2 separate regions of the Homo sapiens genome follow, and region 2 is linked to region 1. Evidence: chromatin loops called from intact Hi-C (ENCODE). Cell type or tissue: endothelial cell of umbilical vein. All regions are shown on one strand. Links, peaks and the distances in the headings refer to the core of each region. The heading gives the core; the rest is flanking DNA. Region 1 has its middle 190 kb from the start of LINC02219. Region 2 holds the start of LOC105379007 (a long non-coding RNA gene).

Region 1 (5,383 bases), core at 287-5,286:
TTCTCTCACACACTGTTAATTTCACGCACAAAATGTGAGGGCCTCTGATTCAGGACAACATTCAGTTTCCTCCACCACACACCTGACCAAGCCAGCCAGAGACTGCCCCAGATTGCCCGACAGCAGTGACCGGCTCCCCGGCCTCCTGGCCATTCTGCTCTGTTGTCCCCTCAGCCTGTGCTGCTTCAGGCCAGGTGGTGTTTGGTTTCTCCCACCCACTTCTGTTCTTATCTCTTCATCACCAACCACAAAATGGGATTCTGTCCCAAACTGTAAGTGGAATGGGGAACTCAAGAGCCGACGGTGGGCAGTCACTGCCTCATCTGAGAGCAGCCTGGAAGGCCAACTAGGAAGGTTCCGCATCTCTGCCATGGACGACGCCCGTGCTACGGGTCATGCTGTGTCTTGGAAGAAAGCCAAGAAGAGGCAAGGCCTCCTGGGTTAAAAGGCCTCCTGGGTTAAAAGGTGTTTAAAGAGGAATGTCAAACCCTGGTGTGATCAGGGCTGATGACACCTTGAGGAGCTGCTGAAAGATGGGGGGAGCAGGGCCATGAGTCAGGAAGGTCTACCCATTTTGAAGCAGGACACCAGTCAGGGGCTGGAATATTGGGTACAAGCCTATTCCCTCAGAGGATGACAGTGAATAGCTATGTCACATGCCAAGATGGCTTACATTAACAGCATAATTAAACCCCAAGAAGGAAAACAAAATGCAGTTCAGGAAACCAAGGCAGAAGAGGCTCAGGTGTATGGCCTGGGACATGGCTTGGGAAGGGCAGGTGATTGCACAGTGATGGCTGTGAGATGCCAAGAGTTCATCCCTGGCATGTGGACTCTGGGCTCAGGGAAGCCAGACTAATTCTAGACCCCAACATGTAGGTACTGAGCCAACTGATATTTGTCCACCTGGGTCAGGAATTGCTCCAAGACTAGGCAGGGCTGAGCTTCCAGGGTGAGGATTCTCAGGACTGCAGCCTGAGCGGCTGGGGAAGGCAAGTACTGACCATCAGGAATCTTCAAAGCTTGGGGAACCTGGGTTTCCTTCCCAGAATTGGGAAATAAATTTATTCTACAGTGGAGGTCGAACCAAGTATGCCTATTCTAAAATTAAAAAATAAAGACCCCAAACACCTTCCACTATAAGAGGTAGAAAAGATAGTTTCCTTTGTTGATAATTTTATGTTGGAGCTATGAAACTGCTATTTTTATACATAAAAAATTCACCCAATATTGGCAATTTCACAGGATTCCATCTTAGTAAATGTCCTACAAGCCTTGGACAATGTGAACTCTTTCCGTGGGAAATGCAGTGACCATTTCAAATCGTTGGGTAGTGAACTTTCCTGGTGGCTTTGTTTCCTCTACTGTAAAATGTGTAAAATCCACACTGATCATCCTTCAGCAGAATTGCTTCAAAACATAATAATGAAAATAATAATCAGTCACTGAAAGAGAACATGAGGTCATGCTAGAGAATGTGAGGTTATTGTCATGCTAACTTTATGCATTGAATATTATAATAACACTCTTCTGTATGTCATCACAATTAAGACTAGTGTTTATGAAAACAAGCCATCAATGTCATGTCTTTCCACTCTTTTCCCCAATTCATTACTACTTCTTGGCATCCAGGTGCCCTCCCTCTGGGTGCAGGCCAATCATTTTGGAACAGAGGTTACTCAGAACCAGGCTTGTCTCTAGTGGCCTCCTGGGTGTCTTGTGTCTAGTGATCCTTGGCACCCTGCAGCCTTAGCTCACCTTCTGTATCACAAAGACAGGGGTATCAAAGGGCAAAGGGGGAAAGTCTAAAAGGAAGCTCTTAGAACTTTCGCTGGGTGCGGTGGCTCACATCTGTAATCGCAACACTTTGGGAGGCAGAGGTGGGCAGAGCACTTGAGGTCAGGAGTTCGAGACCAGCCGCCTGGCCAACAGAGTGAAACCCTGTCTCTACTAAAAATGCAAAAATTAGCCAGGCATGGTGGTGCATACCTGTAATCCCAGCTACTCGGGAGGCTGAGGCAGGAGAATCGCTTGAACCCAGGAGGCAGAGGTTGCAGTGAGCCGAGATCGTGCCACCGTACTCCAGCCTGTGCAACAGAGTGAGACGCTGTCTCAAAAAAAAAAAAAAGAAAAAGAAAAAAAAGAAAGCAAAAGAAAAAAAAAAAAGAACTTTCCAGGCCAGAAAAGAATCTCCCTTCTAGGCAGGAACAAACCCCTGTCATCACCCACTGTGTTCCCTGCTTACGCACACCCTGGGACACAGGAAAGGCATGTTAAAGCCAGTGGCCCTGCGTGGATTGTTCCTCTTATTTGTTTACATAACCCATGACAGATGCCAAGTCAAGCAGTGGAGGAAGAGCAGGCAGCACAGAGTGTCACTCAGATGAGCCCTTCCCTGCCCTTGCCTTTTCCACTTTCCATGAGGAGGCCAGCAGACACTTTGGGGCTGCTGTAAACCTTCAGTTAAATGGCAGCTCAGTGACAATGACAGCAAAGCTGCATTCCCCCATGGCAGACACGCCATGTGGGCACTTCCTCAGGTCTGCTGGGAAAATCGGAGCGTCATGTGCAGACCCTGCTGGAGGCACAGCAGGAAGTGACCAGGCACAGGCTGGGCAGTCCTTCTTCCGCCCCTGAGTCACTGCCACATGCATGAGAAGGGAACTCAGTGCAGGCTAGACAGAAAAGGTGGAGGCTCAGGCAAGAGGATCAGGAAGACATTTAGATAAAGAGGATGACGAAGTTAACACAACACCCACAACCCCACGCACACAGAGATTTACACTCACACACGCACTTGGCATCTGTCCTCAGTGAAGAGCAATTAAAGACACACCCCCTCAGATTCAAACAAGCAAGCATTAAACGGATTGCAATTATTCTGGAACAAACATAATTCCAATTTGTGTTCCCAGTATCTATGCAGCAAACCCGAATTTCCTAAACTAGCACCAACTTCCTTTTACTACACCCACACCTACTTTCCTATTTCAATACGGTCCCCAAGATACATGGAATTTGGAAATATATCAATCCCATTCTTTTCTCCTTGCATTGACTTTTTCCATTCCTCCCAATCTTCCAGAAAATATTTGGCCTCTCTCTCTAAATCTATTCCTGGATTCATGCAATAAGTATTTTTTGAGTATAGTGAGTAGCTGTTACATGCCAGGCACTGTACTAAGTGATAGGAACACAGCAATATGCAGAAGACACCAGAGCCCTGTTCCCACAGAGTCTGTTATCTTAATGCAAATTCCTATTTCTTTTCTTTTTTTTTTTTCTTTTTGAGATGGAGTTTCACTCTTGTTGCCCAGGTTGGAGTGCAGTAGCATGATCTCAGCTCACTGAAACCTATGCCTCCTGGGTTCAAGCCATTCTTCTGCGTCAGCCTCCTGAGTAGCTAGGATTACAGGTGCCTGCCACCACGCCCAGCTAATTTTTTGTATTTTTAGTAGAGATGGGGTTTCACCATGTTGGCCAGGCTGGTCTCGAACTCCTAACCTCAGGTGATCCACCGGCCTTGGCCTCCCAAAGTGCCGGGATTACAAGCATGAGCCACCGCGTCCAGCCGCAAATTCCTATTTCGAGTATGTCCTCTTCCATCTCTTAACTCATGGCAAAATTGCCCATACCAATATTTGGCAATTAATACTCTGCTTTATTTTTGTTCATTGTTCTATTGTATTGTTATTTAACACTTTATAGGTATCTACATGGTCTTATTAAATGAACTCTACAAGATCTATGAGGACAAAGACCTCATTTAAATTTTTCTTTGTATTTAATAGCTGTCTTGGGGAGCATGGTGAAAATGAAAATATGTAACAAGATAATAAGAAAGAATGGAGGTCTTATCATTCCTTATTTCACTAGCCAAGGCCTAACCCAGGATTTCTCAACCTCAATACTATTGATATTTTGGACCTAATAATTCTGTGTTGAGAGGGCCTGTCCTATGTATCATAGGATGTTCAGCAAAGTGCCCTCGGCCTCTTTCTATTAGATGCCAGAAACACTCTTTTCCCATCTGTCACAACTAAAAATGTCTCCAAACATTGCCAAACATCCTCAAGAGTTGAACAGGAACAACACTAACCACTGGCTCACAATATATCTGATATGTCTTGAGCTTCCTTTCTTGTTTCTATGTCATTAAATTCATACACACATGTGATATTGACATTGAAACAAACACAAATTTAATTTTATGTGTGACATATTTTCCCAAGGCATTAAAAAGTGATTGAGTAAGCTCAGTACACTAAAATGCAGCCCCTAGGGCCTAAGAGTGAGGAAGACAGATCCCAAGGGTCATAATTTGCTCCCCAAATCTATTTTGTGTCTTTGGAGAATTTCTTTAATATTCCAACAGCTGTAAGTCTATAAAGCCCTCAAGACAATCTCCTGGGATAGTTAGTGCCTGCTTATTTAACTAGGGCTAGCTGGAATTCATGGTCAAATTGCCATCATCCACATCCTTCCTGCAGTTTATAGTTCTAAATTCCCATCCCATGTGACTGCAGTAGTGCAGCCTCCTCCTTGCATGATACTAGTAGACTAGAACCAGGAAGTCAAAGGGAATGTCACCTTTTCCTTTTGTGTGAGTGTGCTAGAGGGGCAATGTCAGCTCATGCTAAGGTTGAAAATTCTTCCTTTGAAAGATGGCCTGTCAAATGTGCCTTAGGAATCACTTATTATTTTTTTTTTTTCTTGAAACAGTCTTGCTCTGTGGCCCAGACCAGAGTGCATTGGTACCATCTTGGCTCACTGCAACCTCTGCCTCCCATGTTCAAGCAATTCTCTTGCCTCAGCCTCCCAAGTAGCTGGGATTACAGGCATGCATCACCACACCTGGCAATTTTTGTATACTTGTATTTTTAGTAGAGATGACGTTTCACCATCTTGGCCAGGCTAGTCTTGAGCTCCTGGCCTCAAGTGATCCTCCACCCTCGGCCTCCCAAAGTACTGGGATTACAGACGTGAGCCACCACACCTGGACAAGAATCACTCTTAAATAAGATATAAAATTGCAGAACATATTTGTCCCTGGCATTCACCATTTAACAAAAATGTTATTAAATATTCTTATAGATTTTTTAAAAAGCTTCCTTCTGGATTTTTTTAAAAATAAGAATGAAGTCACAATTAATTGGAACCTAGAGACATACACTTACAGGTTTGTTAGGACACTCCTGGGTGGGTTTCATGAGGAAGCAGAAGGAGGACTGGGGAATTGTGAAGCCTGCTTGATCGTAAGGTCTCTGAAGGCAGGGAGCGATCAAACCCTTCCACTCTCAGTACCTCCAGCACTTGGTACAGTGGTGGGCTTTTACATATAATATTCAGTTCAATAAATGTTTGTTGATTAAATAACTTCAAT
Region 2 (5,383 bases), core at 231-5,230, 88 kb before region 1:
GGAATCTGAGGTTTTATTTTTTTTTTCTCATTTCCCTGCTTCATCTCCTTTGTTCAGGTAGACAGGTCCCTAAGAATGTTTGGTAATCTTTAGCCAAGTCTCACTAAATTTCATGAATGTCGTGTGTGAAGTCTTTTGCCCATGCACATGTATACTGAGCAGATAAGAAAACCGAAAGTATATCACTGCCCACCTAGTCATGCCTAGAACTGGAAACTAGCCAGTACATGGCTAGCCATCATTATGAAAGGAATCTGGAGTTATAAAGGTGAGGCTTACCGGGTGTCAGTCTCAGCAGCATGCCAATTGCCAATTAAGCTTTCCTCTGGATAGATTGGCTCAGAGACTGTCATATGAAACTGGAGGCTCCAAAGGGAAGCTTCTCCAGAATCACTCTTATTGGTTATTTCTTGATGGCCCAACGTGGTCCCCAGGGTCATCAGCAGGCATGCCCTCATGGAAAGCTGTAGAAGGGCAGTGTGCCAAGGGGTGTGGCCACAAGTCTTGATGCTAATGCTCCCTAAGAGAGCCCAGCCAAATCCAACCTTAAAGGCGTTACTGTTAGGAATGGAGGGACAAACTGACATTTTGTGCCCCCTCATGAGAAGCAGCAAAACACACAATATCACCTATGTAGTAGTTTTGCCAGAAACGTTTCAAAGTAATGTAAACTTAAGGAGTAAATGAAATAAATCTAGAATGTGGGACACTCTGTGACAGTTCCTGGACTCTTCAAAAAAGCCAATATCATAAAAAGCAAAAAAGACAAAAGTGGAGGAGAATTTTCTAAGTTAAAGAAGCGTAACAACAAAATACAGCATGCTAACTTGGCTGGATCTTTGATTTAAAAAAATTCTATAAAATATATATTGGGGATGATTGGGGGAATTTAAATATAGACAGCACATTAGATAATATGGAATAAGTGTCAATATCTTGGGTGAGTACTTCCACGTACTTTAAATAAATAAATATAAATAAGACAGGGAGAGAAGTGTCACAAATATGGTAAAATTGCACAATCTTAGTAAAGGAAAAAAGGGGACTCGTACTATTTTCAACTTTTCTATAGTGTTCTATTTTTAAAATAAATAATTGGGGGATTTAAATGTTTTCCAATTATCAGAAATATTCAGAGCACTGTAGTAATTTACTCCTTCATGTTGAATGCACCTAGACATGAATTTCCGTGTCTACCAGTTACAATAAGATAATAATATCAACAATTAAAATAACCCTGAGAGTTCCTAAAATTACACAGCTGTCTAGTGTTCTGGTGTCCAAAATACGTTAACACATTTATCTCATTAGATATGACTTGGTCACTGAGCACTATAATCTTCATTACAGATGAAACCAGTTGCCCAGCAAATCAGTCTTCTCTTCCCATCTCTTAATTTTGAATTGATGATGTCTGGTTTGTTTTTTGTTTGTTTGTTTGTTTGTTTGTTTGAGATGTAGTCTTGCTCTGTCACCCAGGTTGGAGTGCAATAGTGTGATCTCGGCTCACTGTGAGCTCCGCCTCCCTGGTTCAAGTCATTCTTCTGCCTCAGCCTCCTGAGTAGCTGGGACTACAGGCGCCCGCCACTACGCCTGGCTAATTTTTGTATTTTTAGTAGAAACGGGGTTTCACCGTATTGGCCAGGCTGGTCTCGAACTCCTGACCTCATGATCTGCCTGTCTCGGCCTCCCAAAGTGCTGGGATTACAGACGTGAGCCACTGCACCCGTCCCTGTTGATGCCTGGTTTTCTTCTACAATCGGCCATCCAGCACAGGAACTTGGTCCTGGCACAGTGTATGTCCCAGCCCCCTTACTTTGCCCAGCTCCCCAGATGCCAGGGTTTCTTATTCATAGATATACAATGGATTCTATCTAGTGGGGTAGCAGGGACTTTGGCTCTTTAGCTGCTCAAATGAGACGCTGTCCCAAACTACTTAACAGTGGGTATGTTTTCCATCTGGAAAAAAAAATGCAGTGAGCACTGCATTAATTGCACAACTGTTGATCTTCAGGCACTTGAAAGGGCAGGAAAAGAGTAGAACTTTACAAAAAGGTAATAAGCACTTTTTAGAACCTTTTTCTTTTGGTTATTAGAGAAATTCAAGGGTTAAGTCACAGGACTATGAAATCCTATGGTGTACAGAACTCCTTTAAAGTCAGAGATAATTTAACCAGGTTACTCTTAATATTTGCACAGCCTGGAGATACATACGTGAAAGTTGGTACAAAGGAATGTCTTATATTTAGATGGCTGAATGGTGACTAGAGGCATTTCTTACTGACAGCAGCCTCATGCAAGACACGTACAACAGGGGAATTATTTTAACAAAGAACAACAAAAAGGCACTTGCTCCTCAAGCTTGCCATCAAAAGGCTTAAGTGAATTTGTGTGGAGAAATTCTGTGCTGGGGAAATACTAGCAAAAAAAGCAAACAAACAAACAAACAAACAAAAACAGTATTTCACTAAGTTGCTAATTAGGTAATAATTATCCAAGGCAAGGTGTAGAATTCATATCTCACTCTAGAAATGTTTAGGTCAGTCCAAGAGTCCAACAACTCCACAGAATAGTAAATTGTGGACTCTGAGCCAAAATCTCAAACAATGATATCAAATATGGGTGATATTAGAACAATGACATTAAACACTGTAACACTTCCACAGGAACTTGTAGCCATGATAGGAATTTCCTAGTCAGCCTCCTCCCCTCCATGCCCCCTGCACCCCCATTAACGTTAACAGACCCACTCACACAGAGAAAGCCTCGCTGGAGTGTCAGAGGCTTGGGCAGGAGATAATTCGCCGTTGTGCTTGGAAAATCCTGCAGTTGTACCTGCAACAGGCACCTGAGGAGGCTGGGCAAATATTAATATATAATACTTACTGAGTGCTTCCTATGAACTAGGACCTCTGAGAAGAGATTTATGTGCAGACCTCCTCTAACCTTTCCAGCAGCCCATGAGGTAGGCACTATGATTTTATTTATTTCTGCAGTAAGGAGGCTGAGGGTTCAAAACGTCAAGCCACAAAGAACAAGTAGCAAAGCTAGAATTTGAGCCTACTTAATCTGACTCCAGAGACTGGGCTTTTAAACATTTGTACTTATTCTTTCAAACAAGAGACTGAAGCACAGCAATTCTGTCATTGATAATAGCCCTTCTTATATAGCTCTTCATAATTTATACATTTTTAAAAATATTACTTCCTTTACCACTGCAGTGGTCTCTTGTCTGCCATCCCTAAAAAGGGAAACCTCATTGGCAGAACTGCCTGAGCCAGTGAACCAGGTCTGGGCTGTCCAAGGCCAGTGTCTCTCTTTATCCCACCCTGCATTTGGTGCCAGATCTTTTTGCACAGTTCTTGTTAAGTGTTCAGATTTCTCCTTAGTCTTGTTCATCAGGAATACAATAAAAAAACTCTGGGACAGCCTGTCTCTCTTGAAGTTGCCTCATTTGCCATCTGTCTCAAATTTGACCCCACCCTGATGCTCTTTGCTACACTGGTCATCTTCCTTCTTTTAATTGATCTTCTTGGTAATTTTAGTCCAGCTGGAGCATTTGGCTCTGTGTCTCAGGGATCTCTCTCCACTTCAGCATTTATCAGCCCTATTCCCTAATTAGAGGAGCGTAGGCGGTAAAACATCCACAAAGCCTGTAGTGCAATACAAATTATCTACAGCTTTCAGATGTTTATTTTACTAATTATCTGCCAAAAATGTGATTTCTTTTTCTGCCCAACAGAAGGTTTTTGACTCCCCTTTTGTAGACAAAATTGCTTGATAAGATTGACAGATGTCAGCATAAACAGTGAGACTGGCCTTTTCCAAAATTGCATGACTTTATAATAGCTGTGGCAGAAATCAACCAAGGGACTCAAGGGGAGAGCTCTCGGTGAAGCCACACACAGAGTGAAAAAAGAGTGAGATTTCATGACAGTGCTCAGAAGCCATAGATACACTTGGAAAGAGCATCAGAATTTACTATAGAATTAATAAGGATGGACAAGGTAATAATTGAATTGTGTTTATAGACTACAGGTGGATAGCAATGAATGAATGGGTAATTAAACAAATGTAGGAACAAACATTAGGTAAGCATAAACTATGATGAGTGCTTTCACACGTATAAATTCTCCCCATGGCTCTGCTAGATAATAATTATTATTTCAGTTTTATAGATGAGGAAACTGAGGCTCTAAACGGTTGAGCCTTGCCAAGATAATCCAGCCAGAAGCTGCAGGCTTCTGAATGTAGATTTCTCTTGCTTTGGGTTGCTTCAAGTGTACCTAGGATTTTGTTTTTATTCAGGTATGGTGAGGCCAACAGATAAGATGGTTGCCACCGAAACGATAGTTTGTCATAGTGTCCAAGAGGAGTGAGCTCAAATACTGTGCAGGGCCACAGGGAAGTACCATGGTCAATCAGGAGGAAGAAGGAGGGAGGGGGCACAGTCTTTATTGTGTCTTTTGCATGAAGAAATGGGTGAGGCAGATTAAGCAGCTGAGCAGGCTTAGGATAGCAAGGTTTGAACAATTTGGGCGAGCTCTGGGCTGTAGGAGTGGTCTCTGATTGTTTTGTACCTAGCCCTGGTGTGATCTGGACTGTAAAAATCCAATAACAGAAGACACATGGGGATCCAGGATTGGTTGGTTTACATATGAAAGCTGTGTTCACAGGTAAGTTTTTTGTTTTCCCTAGGAATTAACTAACCCTGAGAGGGGCAGTCAGTTTTTCACTAGATCCACAAGGCCCCAAGATGTCAAAACATCATGAAATATAGAAAATAAAAAACCATGATTAATACATGAGCAGAATTTATAGTTTCTATCTCTACAGTGATGAATTACTGAATTTCTGGAAGTTTAGGATGTCATTTTCCAAAACGCAGTAAAAAACTAACCTGAAATGGCAGATAAACCTTTTCAAATACTTCCAATGTCCATTCTTGTTCTTTCTGTGTTTTGGGTTCACCCCCAAGCAAAACTTTTATTCCTGAGTCTGGTCTTGCTGTCTTTTCCATTGCTAAGGAAATATCTTCCCTGACTTAGAGGCAACCTCTTTGCATGTACTACAGCTGCCTATTAATGTGGTCACTATAGAAACTACATGTCAACTGAACTCCCAATTTTTTTCTCAAACTTTATTTGAGAAAATATTATTTAAGAATATAAGCTATACTTATCTTTGCCTTCTACATTATTTGATGCATTGAGGTTCATAGGCAGAAGTCAGGAATGTTTCCAGGTTCTGTGTGGAGCTGAACCTCCAGGTAAGGCCTAAGGATTCCAGCTGCGAAGGTGTAGAGTAGGCAGAGGCTGAGAGTTTGGGAAATCTCTAGATACACATTACAAGCACTTGGTCACTAATCCTCCTGTTCCACCGT

The links. A loop is a pair of places that touch in the nucleus more often than their neighbours do. Peaks named below come from ENCODE experiments on the same cell type or tissue, not always from the same donor. Only the 100,000 strongest peaks of a DNase experiment are listed, where the experiment ranks them.
Region 2: it touches region 1 in a loop (4-fold over the local background); 1 of 110 quality-filtered maps calls a loop at or near these places.

The regions. Positions count from the first base shown.
Region 1 is chr5:67,996,508-68,001,890 of GRCh38, forward strand. No RefSeq gene overlaps it. Among named protein-coding and RNA genes, the nearest start is that of LINC02219, 190 kb to the right of the region's middle. In endothelial cell of umbilical vein, for the core only: no CTCF peak of the experiment used is centred there; a DNase peak (open chromatin) is centred at 2,604; H3K27ac peaks cover 1,355 bases.
Region 2 is chr5:67,908,104-67,913,486 of GRCh38, forward strand. It overlaps LOC105379007 (a long non-coding RNA gene), which reads left to right and starts at 2,768. Exons shown (of 4, transcript XR_948392.3): 1 at 2,768-2,965. In endothelial cell of umbilical vein, for the core only: no CTCF peak of the experiment used is centred there; a DNase peak (open chromatin) is centred at 2,718.